Regions from separate parts of the Homo sapiens genome. Here regions 1, 2, 4, 5, 6 and 7 are each linked to region 3. Evidence: chromatin loops called from intact Hi-C (ENCODE). Cell type or tissue: heart right ventricle. All regions are shown on one strand.

Evidence for each region. A loop is a pair of places that touch in the nucleus more often than their neighbours do. Peaks named below come from ENCODE experiments on the same cell type or tissue, not always from the same donor. Only the 100,000 strongest peaks of a DNase experiment are listed, where the experiment ranks them.
Region 1: a loop joins it to region 3, with 6 times the contacts of the local background. A loop is called at or near these places in 20 of 110 quality-filtered maps.
Region 2: it touches region 3 in a loop (2.8-fold over the local background); 20 of 110 quality-filtered maps call a loop at or near these places.
Region 4: it touches region 3 in a loop (7-fold over the local background); 82 of 110 quality-filtered maps call a loop at or near these places.
Region 5: a loop joins it to region 3, with 2.9 times the contacts of the local background. A loop is called at or near these places in 10 of 110 quality-filtered maps.
Region 6: a loop joins it to region 3, with 11 times the contacts of the local background. A loop is called at or near these places in 36 of 110 quality-filtered maps.
Region 7: a loop joins it to region 3, with 13 times the contacts of the local background. A loop is called at or near these places in 75 of 110 quality-filtered maps.

What each region holds. Positions count from the first base shown.
Region 1 is chr4:119,783,952-119,787,951 of GRCh38, reverse strand. No RefSeq gene overlaps it. Among named protein-coding and RNA genes, the nearest start is that of LINC01365, 19 kb to the left of the region's middle. In heart right ventricle, a CTCF peak has its summit at 1,789 (motif pointing right); no DNase peak of the experiment used is centred here.
Region 2 is chr4:119,792,997-119,796,996 of GRCh38, reverse strand. No RefSeq gene overlaps it. Among named protein-coding and RNA genes, the nearest start is that of LINC01365, 9.5 kb to the left of the region's middle. In heart right ventricle, no CTCF peak of the experiment used is centred here; no DNase peak of the experiment used is centred here.
Region 3 is chr4:120,047,726-120,051,725 of GRCh38, reverse strand. No RefSeq gene overlaps it. Among named protein-coding and RNA genes, the nearest start is that of MAD2L1, 17 kb to the left of the region's middle. RefSeq lists an enhancer at 1,648-2,027. In heart right ventricle, a CTCF peak has its summit at 1,647 (motif pointing right); a DNase peak (open chromatin) is centred at 1,685; H3K4me3 peaks cover 568 bases; H3K27ac peaks cover 589 bases.
Region 4 is chr4:119,556,964-119,560,963 of GRCh38, reverse strand. It overlaps PDE5A (phosphodiesterase 5A), which reads left to right. Exons shown (of 21, transcript NM_001083.4): 7 at 601-668. Among named protein-coding and RNA genes, the nearest start is that of PDE5A, 70 kb to the left of the region's middle. In heart right ventricle, a CTCF peak has its summit at 1,721 (motif pointing left); no DNase peak of the experiment used is centred here.
Region 5 is chr4:119,802,798-119,806,797 of GRCh38, reverse strand. LINC01365 (long intergenic non-protein coding RNA 1365) reads left to right here and starts at 2,281. Exons shown (of 4, transcript NR_174111.1): 1 at 2,281-2,346; 2 at 3,906-4,000. In heart right ventricle, no CTCF peak of the experiment used is centred here; no DNase peak of the experiment used is centred here.
Region 6 is chr4:119,690,025-119,694,024 of GRCh38, reverse strand. LOC105377397 (a long non-coding RNA gene) reads right to left here. Exons shown (of 3, transcript XR_939161.4): 3 at 496-915. It also overlaps the pseudogene LOC124900920. Among named protein-coding and RNA genes, the nearest start is that of PDE5A, 63 kb to the right of the region's middle. In heart right ventricle, a CTCF peak has its summit at 1,823; no DNase peak of the experiment used is centred here; H3K4me3 peaks cover 1,811 bases; H3K27ac peaks cover 3,301 bases.
Region 7 is chr4:119,312,792-119,316,791 of GRCh38, reverse strand. No RefSeq gene overlaps it. Among named protein-coding and RNA genes, the nearest start is that of FABP2, 7.3 kb to the left of the region's middle. In heart right ventricle, a CTCF peak has its summit at 2,239 (motif pointing left); no DNase peak of the experiment used is centred here.

The DNA of each region.
Region 1 (4,000 bases), 260 kb after region 3:
CTTTAGTACTGTATGTTTTTAGGTTATTCTTTGGTGCTTTTAAATACTAAAGAATAATATTGAGAAGAATAGGAAAGCTTTCCTGTCATTTAAATATGCAGAAAATATTATTTTTAAGCATTTAATAATTGTTACTGATGCTCTTTCTGCTATGTTCTTAATGAACTTCCTTATGGAAGTTCAAAAAAGAATTTTTTTGAAATAGGAGACAAAAGAAGTCTGGGCACAGTGGCTCGCGCCTGTAATTCCAGCACTTTGGGAGGCTGAGAGGGGATGATTGCTTGAGCCCAGGAGTTTGAGACCAGCCTGGGCAAATAGTGAAACCCCATCTCTTTAAAAAAATACAAAAGTTAGCTAGACATGGTGGTGTGTACCTGTAGTACCAGCTACTTGGGAGAATCCCTTGGGTCTGGAGGTAGAGGTTGCAGTGAGCCAAGATTGTGCCGCTGCACTCCAGCCTGGGTGACAGAGCAAGAACTTGTCTCAGAGCAAGACCTTGTCAAACAAACAAACGAACAAAAAAACACCAAAAGAAGGAAAGAAGCAACATTGCTAAATAAAAATTTATACCTTTATACCTACCTGAATTCACCGCATTCTTAAGTGGCAAAAATATCATTTCTACCTCTAGGCTTTATCCTTAACAAAAGTATGTATGAAGCTGGGAGAGCCTAAAAGCCCTCTAGGTTCATGGTACTATGATTAATCACTGGGAAAGGCCTCCCCTTCCTTAGGCACCCAGATTTGTTTAGCCTTCAGGGTAATGCACCTTAGTAACTTATAAAATGAATGAGGAATTTGCATATCCTTCATAAAGTGGTATTTGGGCTTTTGTGAATATAGGCTTGATTTCTGGCAGAACAATTTTGGGGAAAAGCTACATATGGAAGTAAAGTGTCAGAAAATTGATTCCCTTAAAACTCTTCATGTTTAGGTGTCTTGCAAAATGTTCACATCCTCCCAGGTTGGCACCACTACTCTATGCTATATTGTACCTCTCAAGATTGGGAAGGATGCTAAAAGCTTATGAAAATTATCAGTTAGTAAGTTACTGATTTACAAAAGCTCAAAAGTGCCTCAGTAAAATAATAAAATCTAGTCTTATTGTCATGGTTAGAAACAAGACATAAGGAAGATAATATGATTTAACCCAAGAAAGAGTAATAGCCTCAGACAATTTCGTATCATCCTACCATTTTTCTTAGGATTGAAGTTCTTCTGGTCCTCCATTGCTGCCCTACTTGCTCTTTCCAGGTATCCATGTACTGATGTATTTCATCTGCTGCAGCAACATACATTCCCTTAGGAACTTCTCTGTGTAGAGTGGAATCGGAGTCTGCTACAGTGATCTTTTCTAGGACATTTTCTCAACCTCCCACCCCAGGCTGAGCTCACAAAACCTAAATGTAGTAGCAGTTGTAGACTCCTCTTACTGTTTCTTTTACTACACGGTGAGAAAATGCATTAGAGAATAACAAAGAAAACTTATCTTTTTGTCACCTTGAAATTTTGAAGTCCAACTATATTCAAAGCACTATGGAAACCTTGCATAATGATTGGTTCTTTAAAACACAGTTGGATTTTAGCCTATTTGCTTTTATTGTATTGAAGAACTATTTAGCATTAGGTTGGCATGTTTCAGAGGTTCCAAATATAATTTTATAATGTTTAGTGGTAGAATCAACATTCAAAAAACTCTAAATTTGCAACTAAGATATATTGCAATTGTGTGCCACTCAAAAAAACAAACAAAAAAACCCTTAATACCTAATTAGGACACCTTGCCACCAGGTGGCAGGGGAATGCCTTCATTTCATGAACTGAACTACTTGGTAAAAACTATTGTTGCTATTTATTTCATTTATTTGCTTTTTATTGAAATCTAGGATCAATTGGAGACCAGTATTAGTGAAGTGGTAATCATTAACAATTTTAATCATTGATTGATATAAATTACTCTCTTTCCTGTATCATCATGATGTTTTGATGACGTATCAACTATAGCATCAAACATCTCCTCTAGTTTACTGGTTGATAACTTATAGTCTCTGGGGGCCTTGAAGACCCTTTCAGAGGCTTCGTAAAGTCAAGAATATTTTATCACTAATGCTAAGACATTTTTGCATTTTCATTCTCATTTTCTCATAAGTGTATGTACAGTAGAGTTTTGCAGAGGCTACATGACATGGGATAAGATGATCATACTGACACTTAAAGTAATGTATTATTATTGTATACTTGTATTTTAAATTTTTTCAGTTTTAATTTCTAACGTGGTAAATATTGATAGATATAAGCTAAACAAACAAAAATTCTTTAGGATCCCCAATAATTTTGAAGAGATTGAAGGAGTCCTGAGACCAAAATAATTTTAGAAGTACTTCTCTAAGTAGTTAGTTAACTCTAATTAAATGTATTCTCAGCAAACTAACACAGGAACAAAAACCAAACACCGCATGTTCTCACTCATAAGTGGGAGTTTAACAACGAGAACACGTGGACACATGGAGGGGAACATCACACACCGGGACCTGTCAGGGGGTGGGATCTAGGGGAGGGAGAGCATTAGGAGAAATACCTAACATAGATGACGGGTTGATGGGTGCAAGAAACCACCATGGCACATGTATACCTATGTAACAAATGTGCATGTTCTGCACATGTATCTCAGAACTTAAAGTATAATAATAAAAAAAAAGTGCATGTATTTTTCTATGTCTCCCAAGGATAGGAATTTTTATCAAATTTACCTTTGGATCCTATCCCATTGACAATTTAGCACTGACCATCATAATAGGTATTCAAAAAAGAAATGTTTGTTAAAAAACAGTACTGCTAGCTGAGAGCTATTATTAGAATAAAACAGTATTAATGCAGACTTTAAAAACAGGTATTTAAAGTTTCCTCATTAAAACTGAAAAACAAAATAATTAATTCTAATATACGTCTTCAGGTAAAAACTTAAACCATGTATAATTTAATCCCTTTGAAATTAAAATGCAATAGGACTTTGCTGATGAATATTACCTTTATATTCTACAAATTTGTATCTCCTATGCAAACTTCTGTTTTTTAAGTTAGCATATTTGATAGGGTTTGGCTCTGTGTCCCCACCCAAATCTCATCTCAAATTGTAATCCCCACATATCGAGGGAAGGACTTGTAATCCCCACGTGTCTAAGGAAAAGAGCTGCTTGGATCATGGGGGTGATTTCCCCCACACTGTTCTCATGATAGTGAGTGAATTCTCATGAGATGTGGTGGTTTTATAAGTATTTGAATGCTCTTTCTTCCTGCTTCCCTCTCCTGTCACCATGTGAAGAAGGTTCTTGCTTCTCCTTCACCTTCTGCCATGATTGCAAGTTTCCTGAGGCCTCCCCAGTCATGTGGAACTGTGAGTTAATTAAACCTCTTTCCTAAATTACCCAGTCTCATGTATTTCTTTATAGCAGTGTGAAAATGGACTAATACAGGAAATTGGTACCAACGTAGTGGGGCACTGCTATAAAAATAAGCTGAAAATGTGGAAGAGACTTTGGAACTGGGTAATGGGCAGAGTTTGGAACAGTTTGGAGGGCTCAGAAGAAGACAGGAAGATGTGGGAAAGTTCGGAACTTTCTAGAGACTTGTTGAATGGTTTTGACCAAATATTGATAGTGATGTGGGCAATGAAGCCCAGGCTGAGGTGGTCTCAAATGGAGTTAAGGAACTTGTTGGGAACTGGAGTAAAGGTGACTCTTGCTATGTTTTAGCAAAGAGACTGGTGACTGTTTGCCCCTGTCCTAGAGATCTGTGGAACTTTGAACTTGAGAGAGATGATTTAGGGATTATGGCAGAAGAAATTTTTAAGCATCAAAGCATCTAAGAGGTGACAGAACATAAGAGTTTGGAAAATTTGCAGCCTGACTGTGTGGTAGAAAAGAAAAACCCATTTTCTGGGGAGAAATTCAAGCCAGCTGCAGAAATTTGCATAAGCAACAAGGAGCCAAATGTTAATAGC
Region 2 (4,000 bases), 250 kb after region 3:
TTGAAGTTATAGCCCAAAAGGGATGACTGGTCATTTTTTTAAAGTCTACATACAAGAACTTGCAAGAGATGATGTGAAGAAAATAGGTGAGTGCAATGGCAAAATGGAGTAAGTGGCATCTGCTTGGAGAAGATGGTCAGAAAAACTGCCTGTAAAGAGGTGATATTTCCAGCACTTTGGGAGGCCAGGGCAGGTGGATCATGAGGTCAGGAGATCGAGACCGTCCTGGCTAACACAGTGAAACCCCGTCTCTACTAAAAAATACAAAAAATTAGCCAGGCATGGTGGCGGGCGCCTGTAGTCCCAGCGACTCAGGAGGCTGAGGCAGGAGAATGATGTGAACCCGGGAGGTGGAGCTTGCAGTGAGCCAAGATCATGCCACTGCACTCCAGCCTGGGCAACAGAGCGAGACTCCATCTCAAAAAAAAGTGGGGGGGGTGATATTTGGGCCAAGCCCTATAGAATGGGAGGACAGTGTCCACCTGAAGACTCATGTCAGAGTGTCACTGGCAGGACAAGTCTCTGAGGAGGGAAAGGAGAAGCTGAAAGGAAGACAGTGAGGCTGGCCACAACCACCCCAGACAAACACAGATCTTCTCTCTGTGTTACAAAGAGTGTTACAAAGTCCACCCTTTGTAATAGTGAGCAGCAACTTTCACCTGGAGAAAAGGGTGCTGAACCACTCACACTCCTACGGCTCCATGTGGAGCCCCCTTCCTCCTACTCTCTCTTAAGCAGGGGCTCCTTTTAAATGGAAGCCCTAAATGCTGTGTTGTGGTGACACTGAAGGAAACATCCACCAAGCCCTCAGGACATGTCAGGGAACGTAAATACTGATCCATCTGCAACTCATTTCCTGACCCTTTAGAAAGTAGACCAACAGACAAACTTTCGACTGATGGCTAGTTTTTTGTTTTGTTTTGTTTTTAAATCTTGCTTATTGGTAACAGAGTCATCAAAAGTGCTATGTTTGGGCAGGGGCCTGTGGCAGTTACTTGATGAAATGCAGCAATTGACATTTATTGATTATGACATAATCAAAACACCATATAAAAGCCTTTAGAAAAACACATATGGACATGATAGTCAATAGTTGTCCAAAAAAGATGATATTGCTTATTCATAAGTTAGTATCAGTCTGAGTTGGATTTAGAGAATTTCAAAACCCTTTCTATTCCAACCGATGTATGACGTATATACTAAACATTGCTGTAGCATCTGTGCCCGATAAACTACTTCTTTGGTATCACAAGTGAAGGTAGATAATAGATATATGAAACAATTCTCAGAGTCCATTTAACTTTTCTTTTTTAACTAGAGACAGTTACTTGTAGTCTTACCAAAATGTGTTAATACAAACCCGCAGAGAAAAGTAGATAAACCATAATGATAATTACAACTGAATTTATCCATCACAATAATTCTAATGATAATTGCTAATCTTGGTGGTAATTCACCCATTGAGAAGACTCCACCAAGGCTATGCCACTTCAGGATATAACACCTGATATCAAACTTGGTGACTGAGAAGGATCTCAAAATGCATTTGAGAAGTAGAAATCAGGAAATTGTTACTTCTCTTTCTAGTCAAGTCCTCAACATCCACGTCAAGTTTTATCTTTGAATGTGAGGTGGGAGAGCATATATTTCTCTGAAAAGCTTATTAATTTCCATGGTTTTCTCTACGTGTTCTTATCTGTAAAATGGGAAGAGTTAACACATGAAAAGTAGAGCCTGCCCGTGAATGAGCATATCCACTGACAGATGACATTCTTCCAGCCACTGTTTTTCACCCTGCTTACTAATATTATTATTATCATTTATAACAAGTATTTCTGTCTATGATGGTTTTGAAAGGACTCTTACAGTGTCCCTTAATAAAAAGAGACCCATAACCTAAAACAATGACCCTATTCACATGGCATTTAAGCTAAGAGCCTAAAAGGTCATGTAGGAGATCGGTCAGTATGGTGGCAGAAATTACAGGGAAAGGGCGCAAACCTTCTGAAAGGTCAGAAGGCTCTGCATAGCTTTGGGGAAGAATAAGCTGAAGGCAGCTGTTCTCTTACCCTGAGGCAGAGGGCAAGGATTAGGTACAAGGAAGTGCAGGGGAATTTAGGTACAAGGAAGTGTAGGGGAAACAGGCTTGTTTACTTATGTTAACCAGGAACCGACCTTTGGTAATTATTTATTTCAGGTGCTTTAAATTATGCCTAATCCCTAGGATGACACAAAGCAAAGTCACCCTCGCTTTCAGGATTACAGAAAATCAAAAATTACAGTAACTTGTAAAAGGCTCAAGCTTTTAAGTAATTAAGCTAGGGTTCAAGTTCAGGCCTCACTCACTCTTAAAGCTGTGCTTTCTCTAGCTCAACAAGCATTGTCATAAGTAGTTGCCTCCTTACTTTTTCTTAATTGTGCCCTTCCTTTCCCAGACTTTATCATGGCCAAGTTCAAGCCCTTATCATGCCTCATTGAAGAATTAAAAATGGTTCCAGATTTGCCCCCTTCAAATACACCCTACACACTGCCACCAGAGTTATATAACAGCAGTGCAAATTTAACTGTGACTGCTTTTTTTATGTCAACAAATCACTTCAATTACATGCCAAGCTTTCATCCCAGCCTGTGAAGCCTCCATGACATCTGCCTGAACTTCGAGAAACCCACATCTCGTGTTTTAATTTCTGGTAATATGAAACTACATTTGGTTCCCCAGGCACACCCTATTATTCATTCTGCACTGCATTTTTGCTCTCTTTTAGTGGAATAAAAGAGAATTTTAGATACGAACATGTGTGACCAGGTTTGGGGTGGAGAAAAGGTGATGACTTCCCTGACTAAAAATCATCTCGGACACCTTCTCCTTCAGAAATGCTGGCCACCTCTTATTCCTCAAGCTGAATGAGAAGAATCTCTTTCAAACTCACAGCACCCTGTGCCTACTTCTCTTATTATTATGAAATGTTCTATGCATATATATATTTCATTTAGCTTTGTTTCTCCAGTACTTGGTAATAATAGAAATTTGGTAAAAAAAAATTGTTGAAATAAACTGAACCAACTTGCCCAAGAATAACATCTAAGAAATAGAAGAATCAGTACTTAATCTATGTGGTTAAAGATTCAATTGCATGGTCCTTCTTGAAACATAATATGGGGCAGAAGAGCTAGATCATGCCCCTTCGTAAACCTACAGTAATTGTCATCTTGGGAGCAAATAATAGAGAAATATTTGTAAACATGTTATAAACCGTTAGTATCGATATGTTGTAGATCTCTGCTAATTTCTAGTGTGGATCACTGTATTTCTGAAGTGTCTGAAATACAGCACCAAAGTTTGCATCTAAATGAAATATGTTCATACCAACAATGCCCTTTAGTAATCGTATAATTACTGCATTGCCTGGTACTGTTTACAGACATTCAGTTATTAAATACAGATTTAGATGCAAGGAAGGAAATCAGAATTTTTCTTGTTATGCTCTCTATTGAGAAGTAATTGAAGACTTAAATAGAAAACAAAGCATGAAAGACCTTCCACAAACCAAAAGTTAAACATACATTAAATGATCATTATCTTTTACCTTAAGAAAATTATGAAAATGGAGAATATTTTATCTACTGCCTATAAGGGGTGAACATATATATTAAATATTAAAAGAAAAAATTTCAAATTAACTCCTTGAGACTGACATTATCTCCTCATTGAATTTCAAATTAAAATAATTTCCCCTGTTGAAAGAAATGCCTCCCTTTCTTTCCCCGGATCCCTTCTTTCATTTGCCTCTTAGATGTGAGTGTCTCTTGGATGCAAAAGAGACTTTGGCTCTTTTAATCTCTTTTGCATTCTGTAGATTTCATCAAGGAACTTCACTTCAATTAACACTCAGAACCAGATTACTACCAAGTTCATGACTTCAACCCATTTGTCTCTTCTGTCCTCCATTCTTTTACAAAGATCTTGTAGACATTTGTAGGTGGCTATACAGGAATTACC
Region 3 (4,000 bases):
AGAGCCAGGGAGTCAAGCTTACTCTTCTCAAGAAATAAGAGAATGATGTCAAAGTTTAGCAAAGCTTTAAGGAGATTCTAGATCTGATGGACTGAAATAGTCAAAAGTTAGTATTCCAAAGAATTAGGCCCCTGTAAAGACAGAACACAGTAAATTGAAAGAAGACCCCAGAAACCCTGAACTTCAGGGCAGGTACTTTTTCTGTTGCCCTTTAATTTCTTCCTGTCTCAATTGGACCTAACCATGAGTATGAGGAGAGTGACTGCAGCTGGGGAAAGAAATAGTGCCAAGAGCTGCAGCTGCAGAAAGTTTTGTTTTCATTTTTTTAACTTTTATAGTGTAAAATTAATATGCTCATAAGTTAATAAAATCAAACAGTACAGAATGGTACCAAGTGAAGAGTAAATTATCCACCTGTCTTCATTCCCCCACTCCCCACGTCTAATCTAGCTCCTTATTTTCAAACATGTTTTGTTCTGTTAGTGGTTATCACCATACCTTTAAGCATATGTTAATATTACTATTTTTTTTGTTGTTGTTTTTCAACTTTAGGTCACATCTATTGAAAGATGAGAAACTTAGTTCGTATTTCTTTATCCATCTACTCCTGAGTTTTTCTAGTCATATTATTTTCTTCTGGTGGTTATCTTTATAATTTTAAAGAATATGTTCAAGCTCTATATTTTGTTACATCAATTTTAGTATGTTGATTCCTTGCTATAGAAGGTACAAGAATTTGTGTCTGACATTGCTGGCCACATCTCTCTGCTACCTTAACATTCAGACTTTTGTGTTTTTTCCATTATCAATTTTAATACTAGTTAGATTCTCTTTTATAGTTATTATTGTCTTCCAGTTTCGTTGATTTGTTGACTCTACAAATTGAAATAGCATTTTCATTATCCTGATTATTGAATTACCCCTTATTGATTGATCAAATAGCATGAGTCTACCTATTAAGGGGAGAAAATGTAATCTAGTTCATTAATACTGAACGATGAATGTTCCAAGTGACAAGATAGAAAAGGAGTCCATAAACTCAATCTTCAAGCCTTCTTATGAAATTATTCATTTAGCCTATATCTTTAATATCCAAGAAATTAAACATAAAACATAAACATTTTTTACTGTGCTTGATTCTAGCCACCCATTCATTTGCTTCTTAACTATGAAGATGTTAATATTTGTTGAAAGATCAATTTTTCTTCTGTTCTCTTAATTACCTACTTTCTTCAGGAGTCACCTAGTATATCTGCTCCACTTGGACGTTCTCATTTTTGCTGTTTATTTCTTCTAAATTTTGTGAGTTTTAAAAATCTATGTGAATGATGGAAAAAAGGTGATCAATACTGGTAGCATGGTTTTCTACTGTGATACTAGGACTTTCCCTTTAATAAAAAGACAGATGCCATGGCTTGTGTACACAGAAGCTAGGAGTATGATTTAGGGTACATTTACATATTTTGTTCATCATGTATTTTTTACAGTTATTTTGACTTTTAAAACTATTGCATTAAAATATTATTTATCTAATTTAGTTAGTTTGGGGGCTCACCCTCAAAATTTTGTGTTCCAGGCTTCGTTCTTCTCACTGTAGTACCTGCCTTGAGACAGGGCCTGAAAGAGTAACCATCATTTCCAGTTATGGTCAGCAGAGGGCAGCAAAGGGCAGTGGAGTACGTGCTTGCTCTCAGGGCCTGGGCATCCTTCACTTTGTGGAGGCAAAAATCAGGAACTGGGAAGTAGAGGTCCAGATGGCCAGAATTAGAAGCGAAACTACTCACAGTGGCAGTGACCCAGGATAGAGACCAGGCTAAGCAGGGAGTGAAAAGGTTTAGTCAAAAGGGAGCCACAATTCGCAGCCCGGTATCTGCCATAGAGATGTGAGCAAGTAGACCTCAGGAGGTGAATCATCACTTGAGTTCTTTCGCAGTCCTGACTGCGACTCCCAGCGTCTCTCAAGCCCGCGGTGTGGCTCCTTAAAGTCTCAGGCATCGACTATCAACTGTGGAAGAGAATGAAAACTTCCTGTCTGAGAGTTGGTAACATGCTGCCAAGTGCTTAGGGGTTCCAGAACCAGCCATTTTGGGGAGGAGAGATTGAGTGGAGTATGAGCACCGAATACAAACGCTGAAGGATGATGACGATATTCGCATGTACATGCCAGCTAAATAATTTAGGAGCCTGCCTAAATGCGATGTGCTTTAAAATATAGTCCTGCCCCCCGAGCCAACACACATCTGGGAGGAAACAATGTTTCGTTGTGGAAACACCATGTGACTTTGGAATCAGACACACTGGACTCTCTGAATTGTTCGGTATGTGGCTCTTGGTTACTTAACTGATGGAGCCTCAGTTTCTCCATCTGTAAAAATGAAAATTCTTATCTCATAAGGCTACTTCGAGGAAATGCAAATGATGTACATGAACTACCTGGCAAAGAGCTTGGCCACCTGTAGTTGCTCGATTGACTTTACTACCTTTTCTCTCTGCCTTCCCTTTGGTCATGGAAGAATATCTGTAATATTGCTTGCTATTTTGAAATGTAAAGTCTTCCCATAAGCATAATTGACATTAGCTGAGAGATTGCTATGTTGGGTACCATAGAAAGTTTTCTATGGTATTATTTAAAATTCATAACAACCCTATGAGGTAACTTATCATCATCTCTGTCTTGCAGATGAGGACATGGAGGCTTTAATAGTATAACTGGTTTTCCCAGTGTCACATAGGTAGTGAGTAATGATCAGGGGTTCAAAACCAGGTAGTAGTTTGATTCCAGAGCTCATGCTCTTAACAGTATACAACCTCCTTTTCTATACAGACATTTTATCATCGATTAAAAATTTTAAGAGAAAAAATAGAATTAAGAAAATAGAAAAGAAAGAGGGAGAAAGAGAGAGAGGGAGAAAGAGAGAGAAAGAGAGAAAGAGGAAATAGTGTAGTTTTGTCTTTGTGATGTGCTTAAATGTTGGTATTACTGGCATAGCATCACCTTGTACTATCTCTTCTATGTGATTTTTAGGGTGAAAATTCAGTTTAAAGAAATAAATGAGAGACTGCTATGGACTGAATTGTGTCCCCCTAAATTCATATATTGACGCCCTCACCTCTCTCTCTCCCTGCCATGTAAAAATATAGTTAAAAAGTGGCTGTCTACAAGCCAGAAAGAGAGCCCCTACCAGAAACTGAAAATGCCAGCACCTTGATCTTGGACTTTAAACCTCCTGTGAGAAATAATTTTTTTCTGTGAGAAATAAACTTTTGTTGTTTAAGTAACCCAGTCTATGGGATTTGGTTATGGTGGCTTGAGCTGACTGAGACACAGACTCTGTCACTGTTATTCTATTAAGAGCTCATCTATCAAATTAAAATAAATAACAAGAATAATTTTTATTGGCTTTTTTCTCATTTTTTTCTAGTTTTTTAAATTGTTTTTTACATAACATAAATTTGCCATCATATTATTTTAAGTGTACAATCAGTAGTATTAAATACATTCATAATGTTGGGCAACCATCACCACCATCCATCTCCATAACCTTTTTCATCTTGTAAAATGGAAATGCTATTACCATTAAACAATAACCCCTCATTCTCCCCTCCCTCCAGCCCCTGGTAACCACCATGCTTCTTTTTGTAATCATAATTTTGTCTGATAGATATAGCTGATTCATGTGTTGTTTAAGTTCACTATTTCCTACCTATTTTTTGTCTGGTTGTCCTATTCATTATTGACAGTGGGATATTAAAATCTCCAACTATTATTGTAGAACTGATTATTTATCCATGCAATTTTCAGTTTTTGCTTTATGTATTTTAATTGACTGTTTTTAGATGCATGCATGTTTATACTTGTTATAACTTCTGCTGGGTTGAACCCTCTAAGTGTGCAATGTCCTTCTTTGTCTCCTCCTTTGTCTCTTGTTCTTGTCTTTTCTGATTTAAAGCTTTTTTAAAAAAATATTTGTATAGCCATCTCTTCTCGCTTCTGGTTACT
Region 4 (4,000 bases), 490 kb after region 3:
ATTTTTAGTAGAGTAGGGGTTTTGCCATGTTGGCCAGTCTGGTCTCAAATTCCTGGCCTCAAGTGATCCACCCACCTTGGCCTCCCAAAGTGTTGGGATTATAGGCATGAACCACCACACCTTTAATGTAATTTCAAAAGTATTTCTCTATGTTGTTAAAATTTTCACAGTTATTTTAATAATCACATAAAGTATTACTGAATGAAACATCTTTTTAAGAAGGGATTCTTTACCTGGGATTTAACAACAATCAATGTACTTAAGCGTTAAAAGCCAAAACTTGAGAATTTTCAATAAGTGTAAAAAATTTTGAAACTAATAAATCCATCAGCACCTAGAAAAAAACAAATAGTCCTCATATAATCATTCTTCCAAGAGAAAATCAGAAATTATATGAACGAAACTTTTATTTTAATTAAATGGGAAGCAGTTTTGAGGATGTCATAAAATGAGTACTTGGGTCTATTTTGTCCAAGAATAAGTAAAAATATACTACAAGTATTGGGGTCTTTTGTCAATTCCATAGCATGTATGTCTGTATCTAGATAGTTTTCATTACCTTGTCAAACTTATTTCTCAGCCTGTGTTGTCTGTTTTTAGGATTCTTTTTCTAGTGTGTTTCACATGGAGTGTGAGGAATTAGAAAAATCATCTGATACATTAACAAGGTAAAAGCACGTATTCTCTACTTGTCTTTATCACATGATATAATATTGGCTAAATAGTTATTTCATGACCAGTTTGATTTAAGAAATATAAGCTACAGATTATTTTATTGTCTCTTGTCTTTTCTCACATTTACGGTCCTAAGTCGTCCTCCATCAAGATGGAGAGACTATTGACCACAGTGACTTAAAGTTGTTACTTTGTTAAGTATTTATATTTAAATCAAAACTCATTACTAGACTATTATTTTGACAATGTGGTACAAGGAAGGGCCTTTTCTCCTATTAAAGGATTTTAGGAATTAGCAAAGGGTGGGGTGTAACTTGGAGGCAGATGGGGAATTCATTTGACTCAGAAGGTAGACCTGACTTTAAGCCTTGACTGCTGACTTGGGCATGAAGTGAGTAGTCAAGGGAGATAAACCATGGATTGTCTAACCAGAGAGTTTTCTGATGTCCTGGAATTTGGGGTTCACATGGTCATAATTGAATTGCTGACCTTTATTTCCTTCTTGGCTTTGCTGATCATGCATTGAAGATTATATCCCGTCTCCACACCTATTCTGTCCTAAGCTCCTGTGCCATTGCATTTTCTAGCAGATTTGACATTGTTTTAGTTAGTATTGAATCCTTTTGAAATGTCTGAAAATGTGCACATTAATATATATTATTTTAATTTTATGATGCTGTAATATCTTTTTTCCTTTTTGGAAAGAAGATTTTAGAAAGTTTCTAGGTAGGACATATGTAAATATTTGAATATTTTACTTTTTGGCTTGCATAAATAATGAGTTCCTATACATAAATAGAAATATAGGCATCTCTGTTTATATATTTACCTTTACCTCCATGGGACAATAGGAACATCAGTATGATAATCATATTAAAAGTCCAAAATGATGAATTATCTACATTATCTTTTAATATTTGTGCAGCAGCATATCCCTGTGTATTATATTTTAGGTATTGGCTTTTGATTTTTTTCTTATAAATTCAGCCAGGCCCTCTAATTTCTTTTAGCAGTAGCTGGACAAATCCAGTGAATTGGTGTGATAGTGACCTCTACTGGTAAATATGCATTTAAAAAAACACAAAAATGTCTTGCTATATATATATTTGTTTCTAAATACCACATTCCCTCTCTGTAGGAAAAATGGAAAGGATCTTTCCACTTATTGATTTAATGATTCCAAGACAGTCTTAGTATAAAGATATTTTTTATAAAGGTTAAATAGGTCAGTGTGATTACCTTAAAAGAGACTAATTTACATGGATCATTTTAACTGATTTATTAATTGACTTTACAATAATGAAAATCATTTCAACAGTAATAGCTTATGTTAACTAAACATTTAAAGTTAGCTTTTTTTTTTTTTTTTTTTGAGACGGAGTCTCGCTCTGTCGCCCAGGCTGGAGTGCAGTGGCGGGATCTCGGCTCACTGCAAGCTCCGCCTCCCGGGTTCACGCCATTCTCCCGCCTCAGCCTCCCAAGTAGCTGGGACTACAGGCGCCCGCCACTACGCCCGGCTAATTTTTTGTATTTTTAGTAGAGACGGGGTTTCACTGTTTTTAGCTGGGATGGTAAAGTTAGCTTTTATTATAGTGATACAGTAAAAGGCCTCTGAGATTTTTTTTATTTTAATAAAAATTAGGTAACAGGCCTAAATTTGCAGTAACTGAATTTAAAATGGTGTTTAGTAATGTTAACATTTTGAAAAAGGGCAAAACTAATATTGATACTTATTTTTCACCAGCAAATTCTTTATTTTGTTCCTAAAACTGATTATTGGTAGGATTTAGGACTCCAATTCTCATTATTAAAAACTTTGCCAATCCAAACTTTGCCATCTCTCAATTTGATGAAGTACTAGGCAATTTGATGTTAGCAGTAAGCAAATCATTCTTTTCAGGAAGTTATTTATCAATTAAAAAGTATAGCTCATTCGAGATTTTTCCAACCAATCCACTAATGACCTCATAAATTAATATACTGAAGATGGTTTTGAAATGTTAAATGTAAAACAACATATTCAGGGTGAACATTACACATAATTATTAGAAGCATATCATAAAAGGGATAAAGCATAGTAAGCTCTTGGGAGTTGAGTTGCCCAGGAATTTCCAAAGGGAGGCTCATTTCCACATGGTGGGAAGTTTTAGAGTTTTTGTGCTTCAATTCAAGAGCCACCCAATTAGAAGGAAAAAAATGAGTATAATGTTGTGCCGTTTATGTTAGCTCTTTAAGAAGTAGATATTTTAGTGCTATAATTCCATACTAATTAACTTTATGTTCATTCACAAATGCACATTTGTGTCATAAAATGATAAATACATAGAATTAATCCTTTTAGGTCACTTTCTTGGAATATACATATTAGTTTATACTTGTTATTGATTATCATATTAGAAAATATAAGTGTAATTAAATAAGTAAAGACTACTACTTTAAAAAATTGTGGATACAGTGTAGAAGAATGTAGAAGTCAGATTGATTGTATTTAAATGTAAGTATTTAAGTTGCACCACATACTGGGCTTACTAGCTGTGAGACTTCATGTAAATTATTTAATCTCTCAAAGCCTCAGTTTCTTCATCTGTAGTGGTAGTAGGATTGTACTAAGAATCAAATAAGATAATGTATATAAAATGCTTCAGAAAATTTCTGGCATTCAGTAAGTGTTAGCTATTATTTCCATGTCTCTTTGATTTTTTTTTTATTTGTCTTTGGTTTACATTACCTGCAGTGACTCCCATTTAATTCTAAAGCACAGAAATTTATCTTTTCAAGCTCCACGTACCTAATTCTCTCATCCCAACAATGCACTCATATACAGTTCATTGATACACATTGTACAAAAAGCCTTAGATGTGTGAGTTAGTCCAGGTCTTCCAAGAAACAGATGCCAAGATTAGATTAAATGTGCAGAAATTTATTAGAGAAAACACCCTGTGAGAACCAGAGGGAAGGAGCCAGGAAAGCCATCAGACCAACACGAAAGTCTGACCCAGAGTTAAGGAGAGGAAGAAGGAAGGAAAGTTGTACAGAAGTATCCTAGACAGCTGAACAGTTCTAAGGAAGGTTTGGCAAGGCTGCTGGGAAGTCCTCTAGCTGAAATTTACTGTGAGAAGAATACTGGGCCTCCCAGGATTAGGCCTACTTTAGTGTCCCTAGTGTGCTCAGTCTTTTTCTCTGGGATCAACCCTGGTAGAGGTGACCTCAGTGCAAACTTGTTGATGGCTTCCAGAGCACAGCAACTTGAGACATTGGTCAGCTACTCTTTCTACAATTGGAGCTCTGAGGCACATTCTAAAGGACACTATAATATTCCCATCAG
Region 5 (4,000 bases), 240 kb after region 3:
AATGAGCTACGGTCATGCCACTGCACTTTAGCCTGGGTGACAGAGAAAGATCCTGTCTCAAAAAGAAAAAGAAGATGTAGAATCAACCTAAATGTCCATTATATATATATATATATATATATTCAGCCTTGCCTTAATCACTTTGTGTTGCTATAAAGGAATACCTGAGGATGAATAATTTATAAAGAAAAGAGATTTATTTGGATCAAATGCTGCAGACTGTAGAAGAAGCACAGCACCAGCATCTGCTTCTGGTGAGAGCCTCTGGCTATTTCCAGTCATGGAGAAAGGTGAAGGGGAGCTAGCATATGCAGAGATCACATGGAAAGGAAGGAAGCAAGAGAGAGTAAGAGGGATGGTGCCAGGCTCTCTTAAACAACCAGCTCTTGTGGGAACTAATAGAGTGAGAACTGACTCGCCGCCCACCGCTCACAACCAGGAAGGGCATTAATCAATTCATGAGAGATCTGCCTCCATTAGGACTCACCTTCAAAACTGGGGATCAAATTTCAACATAAGATTTGAGAGGACAAATATCAAAGCTATAGCAAGCTTTAAAAAAGGAGGAAATCTTGCCACATACAACAGTATAGATGAACCTCGAGGACATTATGCTAAGTAAAGCTAGTCACAGAAAGGCAAATGCTACATGACTCCAATTATATGAGGTTTACAAAATAGTCAAAATTGCTGGGCATGGTGGGTACATGCCTGTAGTTCTAGCTACTCAGAAGGCTCAGGTGGGAGGATCACTTGAGGCCAGGAGTTTGAGGCTGTAGTCCCCTGTAATTGCACCCATGAATAGCCACTGTACTCCAGCCTGAGCAACATAGCAAGACCTTATCCCTAAAGTAAGTAAATAAATAGCCAAACTCACAGAAGCAGAGTAGAATGATAGTTGCCATAGACTGGGGGTTGAGAGAAATGGGGAGTTGCATTCAATGGGTATAGTTTGAATTATGCAAGATGAGAAAGTCCTAGATATCTGCTGTATGAAACTGTGCTTTTAGTTAACAATACTGTACTATACACTTAAAAACTTTTAAGAGGGTATATCTCATAGTATACATTTTTTACCACGATAAAGAAAAATACAGATGAGGCATAAAATGTGGGAAAAAAATTTTTGAAAAAGAACAAAGGCAACAAATAGAAAACAGTTACAAACATTGTAGAATTAATCCAATGATATCAGTAACCACTTAAAATGTAAATATCTACATATACCAACTAAAAAGACTATCAGGGTGGTTGAAAAAACAAGACTCAACTGTCTACAAAAAACCCATTTTAAACATGTCTTCACAGATAAACAGTAAAGGGATAAGAAAAATACACGGTGATAACACTAATCAAAAGCTAAGGTAGCTGTACTAATCACAAATTAAACTGACTTCAAAACTTTCCAGAGATAAGGAAGGACATTGCACAATAATAAAGGGATAAACTCTCCAAAAAGATAGAACAACTTTTAATGTATATGCATCTAACAAAAGCAACAAAATACGTGAGTGAGGCAAAAACTGATAGAACTTCAAGGAGAAATAGATAAATCCACTATTATAGCTGGAGCTGCAGATATTAATAAGAGCTCCCTCTATCAATAATTGACAGATCCAACAGGGAGAAATTCGATAAGGATATACTTCAACTGGACATCAATCAACTAGATTTAATTGACATTTATTGAAGGTTTCATGCAACAGCAGCAGATTATACATTTTTCTCAAGCTTGCATGTAACATGCACCAAGGTCAACCACATTCTGGGTTATAAAACACATCTTTATCTTAACAAATTAAAAAATAGAAATCATATAAAATATGCTCTCAGAGCACCTTGGAATTAAGTTAGAGATCAATAACAGTAAGATGGCTGGAAAATCCCAAAATATTTGGAGATTAAGCAATACACTTCTAAAGAATACATGGGTCAAAGAAGTCTCAAGAGAAATTTAAACATATTTTAAAGTAGAATAAAATAAAAATACAACTTATCAGAATTTGTGGAATATAGCAAAAGCAGCGCTCATAAGGAAATCTATAGCATTGAATGCATATGAAGAAAAGAAGGAAGATAAAAATTTAATCATCTAAGTTACTACCTAATGTAACTAGAGAAAGAAGACCAATGTAAGCCAGAAATCAATAAATAAACAAGACAATAATGATGTCATAATTAGGAAGATGGTGTCAATGGGCAAAAATGCCTAGAAAAGAAGTCAAAAGATGATGTCACAATTTAATAAAGACACAGCTGTTAAAAGCACAGCATTTAGAAATATGAAGGAAAACATCAGAAGAAACAGGTTAAAGAATTAGATGTGGTCCTCACAGGGAATATTTGGTGAGATGGGGGTGTGGAAAGAGAAGGATAGCAAATGGACTAGGATTTGAGTTCATAATCATAGGAGACTTTAGTCTTCTCTGTCACACTTCAATTTTTATGAGCCACTTGTAGTTATGTATTACCTAAATCATTAAATATTTAGAAAAGGACAATACTTGAAAATATGATCAACTTTGTTCAAAAACATTAAGATCAAAACAGCAAAAAGGCACTATATAGTTTTCCTTATGATACCTATAGAGATTAAAATGTTGAATAAGATCCAATGTGGATAAAACTATTAAAAAAAGGTTTATATACACCGTTTTTGAAACTTTTCAAAAAATTAATTTGCCTTAGCTTTCTAAATTTTAAGTACACTTGCTGTTATTTGTACGCATACTCCTTGAAACAGTAATACCACTTATCAAATTATCCTATAGATAGCTCATAGAAATGCTTGGTTATGTGTGAAAGAGCATTCACTGCAGCATTCCTTGTAATAAAACAGAAACAAAAATATTCTTCAACTGAAGGATTTATGAAAATCCATAATGTGGATTACTGTAGAGTCACTAAAAATAATTATACTAATCTATGTGTGTTAATAATAAAACCTGCCCAAAATATATTAACTGATTATCCAATTTCTATGAAGAAAAATATATATATTTATTATTATTATTAAGTAAAACTAAATTCCAGAAGTGTGTTTGTTAAAACTGATAGAGAAATATAAAACTAATACATGGAATGAGTCTCTGTCAATGTGGTGGCAAATAACTTTGTTTCTCATCACTGCCTTCAAAACAAAGCCCCAACATCCTCCCAGGATAATCTGAGGATGCTTCCTTAACTTTCTGGTCATTCCAGTTATAAGAACAAATCTTATTTCATTAATTACAACTCATTTTTATGTGTTACAAAGTCCAGACAAGTCCAATTGTATCCTTTATTGCCTCATGTAACAAAACTATCCCCAGCCCCATCCAACTTAGGCTCAGAGCTGGGTTTGGAGAACTGCAAGACAGTAGGTTACTGTCAGTATAATCAGCTTTCTCTCTCTCTCTCTCTCTCTCTCACACACACACACACACACACACACACACATCCCCTTTCCTTCCCTCCCTTGATTTTTCACTGCAACTTCCCTACTTGTGAATCTTCCACACTCAGTGCAACTGGAATGGAGATTAGAGGAAAAGAATGATTTCGTAGTTTCCCTACATGGCTGATGTACTGACTGATCTCTTAATTTTTCCCTTGGCCTCAGGCCCTAGTGACCTACCCACCTCACAGCTCCTCACTCCTAGGATCTCTTCTCTGGAGAAGGCAGCAACCTGGGGCAGTGTCTCATCAGGGCAGCTCAACCTCACTGCTTCCCCTTGCCTTATAGGCTCCATAAAATAGTGGGAAAGTAGACTTGCCTTTCTGTTTCTCTCTCTCTCTCTCTCTCTCTCTCTCTCTCTCTCTCTGTCTGTCTGTCTGTCTGCAGCCTCTTGAGCAGCTCCAATATTCCCTCCCACCCCCTACTTCCATGACTTCTGAAGCAACTGTCATTGACATTCTCTCTACAGCCCCTGGCCGCAGATACAAAGGATGCATTTCAAGCTCTCCCAAGAACTCTTGCAGTGCTCCATCCCTGTGTCCTCAGAAATGGCCCTGAGTCTCA
Region 6 (4,000 bases), 360 kb after region 3:
AACTCTTTTTCAAGTGAGTCCATTGAAAAGGTAATATCAATTTAATCTTACATAGTTTTTGTTTTTATAATGAAATACTCCCAAAAATCTGAGAAAATTCTTAGTTTTTTCTTTATCTGAGAACCCATTCTATAATAATAATACACTTGATCTTAGCCAAAAGGCCAAGAAGCGATCTATAGTAATAATAGACACATACTGACATATTTCTTAATTTCTGAATAAAAAACTAAAACTTGGAATAGTGAAATCAATTTTCTAAAGTCACTCAGTAAAGGACAAAAATTTTGGAGAAAAAGAGTTTCTTTTCACTTTACAAATAGTAAATCCAACTGAAGTTAAAGAATTTTTTAAAAATGTAACAAAGTTTAGTTTCTGTTTCATCCTGTGTGCAGTAAACATTAAACTCTAAAACTCAGATATATTCACTTTAATTTTCTAAAATAGATCTATCAATGTTAAATATTCAGATTGTTACACACTTGTTTGCATATCAACTTTTAAATTAAATTTTTATTACAAAGCTAATAAAAAAAGAAAAGAGGGAGCATTAACAAAAAAAAAAAAAAAGTGGTACATTCTAGTTTTCCAGTTGAAAGGAAGAGCACTTCCTTTTCTCATGACAACAGAAGCTCCCTGGATAGTTGGTTCACATCTGATTAGAATTTGTTTCTCCCTCCAGCAGAACAGTTATGTTGCTTCTCCCAGCAGCTGATTGGGTCAGTCCTCCTCAGGGTTCTCAGCTGACCCCAGGTTATTACATTCCCAAGGCTGAAGACTTTCCTTTTTTCCAGTACTTAAACTTCACTTCTCTCTTTAGACATGCAGGCTCCTTCTTCTGAGAGGTAATGTAGAAAGACTGCTGAATTATGGCTCTTTCAAACTGAACACTGATCTGTTCTCTCTCTTTCATTCCTGGGAATAAATGGAGAAAGATATGTTTAATTCCTGATGTGACTTTGACCTCTATTGTCTCAGTTAATAGAATGGACATTTGAAATTTTGCACTAAAAAAATTGTTACAGTTATTTTATTTCAGCTTTATTTCAAGAAAGCAAGCATGCCATTGTATTGAAAATTGTAAATAACATTGGAAAATAAAGGAATCATTGAACAAGAATTAAGTCACTAACCCAGTTTATTTTTAATACTATAGATATAGATTCTACAAAAGAATGACATACTTCCCTAGTTTACATAGGAATGGACTAAGATGTGTTTGGTGAGGGGTCATTTTTGTGGCTTACAACTCTGGAGGGTTATTTTTGCAGCCTGTGGAACCAGACTGGAGAAATAAAGCTGAAGGTACACTGATGTCTAAATTCCATTGATAACTTTTAAGCAAAAAATAACAGTAGAGTGAGCTGTGGAAATAGTAGTGGAAGAGAGAGGATGCTTCAAGAAAAATATTCACATAATTATTTAATATTGAGCTGATCAAACAAAATAAGATTGTGAGCCATTTTCTTCTATGGAAGAAAAAAAAAGATGTTCGCATTCTTAAATTTTCTTTTCAACTGAGTCCAAGTATGAAGAGACTAAGGCTGGCTGAATCTTCCAGTAATTCTCCTTCGGAGAAAGCTTCAGTGAGGAATTAAGAAAACCAATATTAGGGAAAGGAAGCTATTTTGATAGGAATGTGGAAAGCTAGGGAGAAGGAGACAAGAATATAAAACAAAGTCAAAAAGGGAAATACTTCCAAAAATCTAAATTTCTTCTCCTTTGCTAGCCATTTCCACCTCTGACTCAACTCTGACAAATTAAATGCAGTGGTTTTTAACCAAGCATAAGCATTGGAACTACTCATGGAGCTCTGGCACCACACAGCTGCCACGATGTCACCCTAGGCTTTCTAAATCAGAATCTCTGGAGGTGGGGCATGGGCATGGGTCATTTTAAAATAAGTTCCATCAGTTGTTCTGAAGCATACTACTTTTCTAGTGTAATCCCCATTTACCCCAGGCCTCACCACCCTGTGTTTACAAACAGAACCACAATACAGCATAGCTCAATCTCATGGCCCTATGTATAATTGCAGAGTCTCATTTATATATTTCTGTAGTCCCCAGATAGATAGAACAGAGTTGGCAAGAACTCCTCCCAGATCTTTCTGCCTGGCATCCCTTGTTGAGGGCTAGCAGAAACACTTGAGAATGGTTCTGAACATTAGCTCCCTGTTCATAGTACCAACACCTATCCTGGTGCAAACCTAAAGTGCAAACCCTCAAGTTGAAACAACATTTATCACTTCAGAACCAGGCTGTATTATCCCCAGATACGGTGAAAATGGTGCTCTTCCCTAACCTGTATCCTGCTTCATCCCTTTAGCCCCTAAGCCACATGATAGGTGACTCCATGCCTGGGAAAACGGAATCTTCAGTGTCCTCCTGTAGCCCCTGCCTCCATCAGGGTTCAGACTGAGACCATGAGACCCATCAGTAAAGGAGAGAGCCTCTTGTCCGTTCATATCCCTTTCCATCTCTACCCCCACACACCCTTTTATTTGAAGACACTTTCCTACTTATGTAAATTATTTCACACAAATCACCTCTTTGAGCTTTTAGCTGCACCTTTTTATCAAACACACACCAAAATTTAAAAATCCCAGTTTAAACTCAGGTGATATCCTTATTACACATTATTCTTCTAAAATAATACCCTTTCTTTCAATGTACCAAAATCTAGCTAAGTCTAAGGGGATCACATATGTCAGGTTCAAGCCCCAGCTGAGGTCTGAGGGGAGTAGGTAGATGGGGCACAGTGAGCTAGAAGAACACTCAAGAGACAGCAGGTAGATGAGACATGGCTTTATTCAGCAGCTCCTTCACAGTGTCAGTGTTACATTTATACACCTCACAAACCACAGTGGCTGAGAACCAGGTGATGAGCTTCTCTATGTTATGTCTACATAGCTGTGATTATATAAAACATGGGAATGTGCACCTGCACTCCAATCCTGCTGAGTCATGCAGGATGTTTACCTCTGCCTATGCCCGCCTGGCTGCAGCAAAGCCTTTTTCCTTACAACATGGTCTTAGATCAAGTGAGTTGATAAATGTCAACCTCTACAGCTATCTAGAAAATGCAGTTAGCATCTGCATTTTCAAACTCAAGGCTCAAGAACCCTTGGGATTGCCATGTGGATGAGGGGAGAAAAAAAGGGGTTGAGTGGGCATTTGATAGAATATGTATTCCCAGATCTACAATCCAAAAAATAAAACCTATTTGAAAAATTCCCTGTATCATGGCGGCAGTTCACAATCTCCTTCCCCATCCTTTGCTCCCTGCCTCATTTCCACTTCCCAAATCCTCTTGTTAGGATTTTTCATCTTTGCAAATGACTCCACCATCCAGCCAGTTCTTCCAGCCAAACACTGGTTGTCAAATGTGGCTTTCTTCTCTTTCTCCTCTCCTCTGACAACAAATCTATAACCAAGTCCAATCAGTTCTATACTCTAAATTTCTACTGATTTTCTTTCTTTCTCTTCATCTCAACTGACTCTAATCCAGGCTGACATCCTGACTTGCTGAGACTAATGCAATAAGCCACAGCTGGTTTTCTCATATCTGCATTTATACCCTGAAAATGTTTTCTCTGGTACAATCAGAGTAATTTTTAAAAATATGTGCTTCCTCTGCCCTTAAAAATCTTAAAATCTTCCTAAATTCTCTTAACATCAGAGTTTTCAACTATAAGTTGGGGATAATGATTCCTAAATTGATGTTTATTGTAAGAATTTGAAAGATTATAAAATACATGTATAGAGAATATGTATATAAAAAGCCTAATGCTGTACTTCGCTTGGCATATGTCAGAAGGTATTATGCTTATCTTTTTTCTTTCTAAGGCAGCCAAAGACATGGGACTCAATGGAGAAACAAAGTTCATTTTAGCTCTAAACTTCTATGATTCTACATTATGCAAAGAAGCTGGGATGTACCTAAATTTTAAACTTGATGTCCTTTTTTGGGGGGTTTTCCATTGGTAATAAAATTTGGA
Region 7 (4,000 bases), 730 kb after region 3:
TTTATATCCTTTCTAGAATTAAATTTCCACTATTTATTAGTATTGGAGAACAGCCTATTATTTGTTAAGTGACTTCCATTTCAACAACCGTTTTTCGGGAAAACCAACCTTGTCATTACACCACCCTGCTTGGCCAAAAGAGGGTCCCTGACCCAAGAGCAGCCAATCTACCACAATTTGGCCAGATCATGAGCTCTGTGTAGAAGGAAAAATGACAACTAACTGAACCTGCAAGAACCTCTTTCTAGGGAGTTTGAATTTGAGAAGTACACAGTTAGTAGTTGATAGCAAGGAAAAAGGCTTAAAGAGGACAAATAGAGCAGACAATAAGTAGAAGTCATGAGTACCTGAAACTATGAACAAGCAGTAACCATAGGGTAGATAGCAGAATGTCGGGGCAGTCAGAAGCAGTTGGAGTAGTAGAAGCTGAAATATTTACACATGCAATATGGTATCTGGGATTTGCTTCAAATTGCTTTCTCCCCAATCTAGGGTTGGGGAGGAAGATTGATACAAGTTGGCAATTCTTGCAGCTGTTGCAAAGTGCCTGACACATAATAACATATGATAGGTTCACTGAATAGGAACACAGGAATTCATTATATTCATCTCTGTACTTCTGTATGTATTTGAGATTTTCCATAACAAGAAGTTAAAAATATAGTACTTACATACACATATAACTCCAGAATCCAACCACTTCCCATCACTTCCACTGCTATCACCTTAGTATGAGCCACCATTATCTTTTTCCTGGATTACTGTTACAACTCTCTAAAAAGCCCAAGAACTTCTACCTTCCCTACTCCACCCCTTTAGTCTCTTTTTCTACACAGCAGCCAGAAGGATCCTTTAAAAATCTAAATCTGATCACATCGCTTATCTGCTCAAACTGCTGCAATGGCTTCCATTTTCACTCAGAGGAAAAAGCCAATGTTCTTACAATGACCTGTAAGACCCTATATGATCAGATGCCCTGTTACCTCTCCAACACGTGGTCCTGTTTTTCATGAAATATCTGGGGGAAGAGTGTTTCAAGCAGAGGAAACACCCTGGAGCAAAGACACCAAGGCAGTAGCAAACCTGGTAAATTTGAAGAACATAGCCTGGAAAGAGTCCCCAAATCACCCAGAGCTGACCAAAAACAAGACCAATGTTCAGGAAACACAGGCTGACTCAGCTTTCCTAAAATTTAGGAATGATGTGGTGAAAAAGAATGGGTTTTAGAATCACAGACTTGCCCAAATTCTTGTCTGCCCATTTACTGACTAAAATTCAAGTTCTGATTCTCTATTTTTCTCATTTGAAAAATGGGGAAAATGTAATGATTTTCTGAGCTTGTTGCAATTGAGGTATTATGTATAAAACATCGAGTGTAATGCCTGGCATATACCTGGTACTCAAATGTAACATAAACATGTACCCTTCTCCTCTAGAGAAAATGGGGCAAAGTATATCCTGAGTAGATGGGAAAACTCTTTTCTTAAAATACCTCTCATGGAGTCTGCGTGAGAGAGTGAGCCTTGGCCTGGTAGATGAGAATACTTAGTTCCAGTCCAGTCTGTGACATAACTAGCTGGGGACTTTGGGAGAGTCTCTTCATCTCTTTGGAATGTAGTTTAATCATCTTTAAAATGAGAGGATTGAACTAGATCTCCAAATTTTCTTTCAGTGCTAAGATTCTATGATGTCTGAATGACATTTAGTGATTCCTTCCTTTCTTAAGCAGCCTTTTTGGTGTGGGTCACAGGGGACAGGACATTAGAACAATGGAAGGTAGGATGGGAAGAGGGAAATATTTACATTATAAAGTATGGCTGGTTTCATGGGTGTATGGCTTGTGTGGGCTCAGAGGGCCCTGTGCTTGGTTTAATGCTCTTTTCTTACTGTCCTAAAATTCTCAATACTTTTTGAACAACTTCTGCATTTTCATTTTACACAGGGCCCTGAAAATTATGTGGCTTGTCCTATTTCTATGGATTGACTATTAATAAGTACAAAAGATATTTTCCTATGAGCAACTAGAGAGAATGGTAGCAAGACATCTCTAGGCACCTAAAGAAGGGTGAATGGATGGATGGAAAAGATAGTTGCCTGGGATAAAATGGAAGTGAGATAAGGTTATGTGGTGATGGGGAAGGGAAAAAGGAGGTAGATGGTCACTTCATCATTAAGAAGTGCTTCTTTACCTTTTGCTACTTGCTTTCTCTAAACTATAGTATAAGAATGCCATCTGCTGGCCAAGGATACAGACTCTTTCGGAGGTTTCCAATGCAGTGTCTTTGCCGCATTTCAGTGTCTAGGGAGTGTTCCAGAAAGGTCTGATATACCGTAGTCTACACTTTAAAATGTTAATTATTAAATGCTTCTTCAGTTCCAAACTCCACACTAAACAAAGCTAATACAAAGACTCCTCTTGAACCGATCCACTAAAACTGCTTTCATTTATTGAACAAAAAATAATTTTAAAAAAGCACTATGTGCCAGACAGCAAGTATTTAATGATGAACACTATTGGTAGAGATATTTAGGTGATTAAGAATTTCCTCAAATGGATACAAACTCTCAGGCTCATCTTGGGTCTGAATCGAAATACCAAGAATAGCATCATCATCTTCAGCATTGGATGGTCATCTAGAGTAGGGTTATACTCTCACTCAGTGGGTGCTAATATGCAGGGTGGTGTATATTGCCTTCAGGCCCGATGACCAACCTTCAAGCTATTGTCTGGAACAGATTTTACTGGAGAATTGACTGGAAAAGAAGAGTATGCAAGACAGTGGCAGAAGATGAAAGTTTGAAGCAAATGGTGGAAATCAATAGTCATGGATAAAGCATAGTGTTCCAGAGGGCTTCTCTCATCCATATATATCCTCATTGAAGATTCCATTAGAATGATGGATTGCGAGAAGTCCTCCCTGCCATGTAATCAAGATTTCCAGGAATGAAAGAGGGAGCTTAAACAATTAGTAGTTAGGACTGCTGTGAAATGAAGGAGTAGTAGAACTCTGAAGGAGGACAGGCAAGGAAGTGCTCCCTAAATGTCAGCCCAGTTTCAAAGCCACATCTCTCAGATTACAGGTAGTGTAACTGTTCTTATCAAATGATTCTGGCACACTCACTATATTCACTGGAGAAAACACCTGAAAGTCAAAGAACAGTACTCTTCCTAAACTTGAAAACAAAATGTCTTTTAGGTAAAGGAGTATATGCTCAATGCCTTCACTGGGTTTTAATTTAGAAACTTTTAAACAAGATTTTTTTTAAAAAAAGGATACTGAAGGGCATCATTGTGACACAGAACTTCCTCTCTTTAACATATACTTGGAACAGAGAAACCTCAGTAAAGATGGAGGTTATTTCACAATCCCAGTCCAGACTGAGTGTTTGTCCTGCATGTTCCCATGGCACAAAGTGTTCAACTCCAGCAATACCATTACTCTATATTCAATCTGCTTGCCTGCCTCCTCTAGTTTGTGAGCTATATGAGGGCAAGGATAGGGTCTTATATCTATACCCCACACTGTATCCCTCTAACACATAGCAAATATTAATGATTGTAATTTGGGGCATGCTGGGCAGCCCCAGCCTCAGAAAGCCAGCTTTCCCCATTCTTTCTTAAACCCAGAAGATCTACTGAGGGAATAAGTCCTTGTTGTTCTTTACAAACAGATAAACTTATTCTGAACCAGATCACCCTAGCCATATCTGATTAGGTCAAAAATGGCCACCTGACCCAAGGGCAGTCAATTTCTATACTTGAGAGCAGCCAATGATAGGAGAACTCTGTCCAAGACCAATAATTCTCATTAATTAAAACCAGGTAGGGTCTCTGTTGAGAATTTGACTTCAATACACAGAGAAAGTCATTAGCTAGTAATGATGGGCAAAAGTTAAGATACAGATGGAAAAGCAAACAACAGATGCCATGAGGTAAAAGCAGTCATGATGAGTTCTAGTAAACAAAAACCGGATAGAAGAAAAGAGGGGTGAGATAACA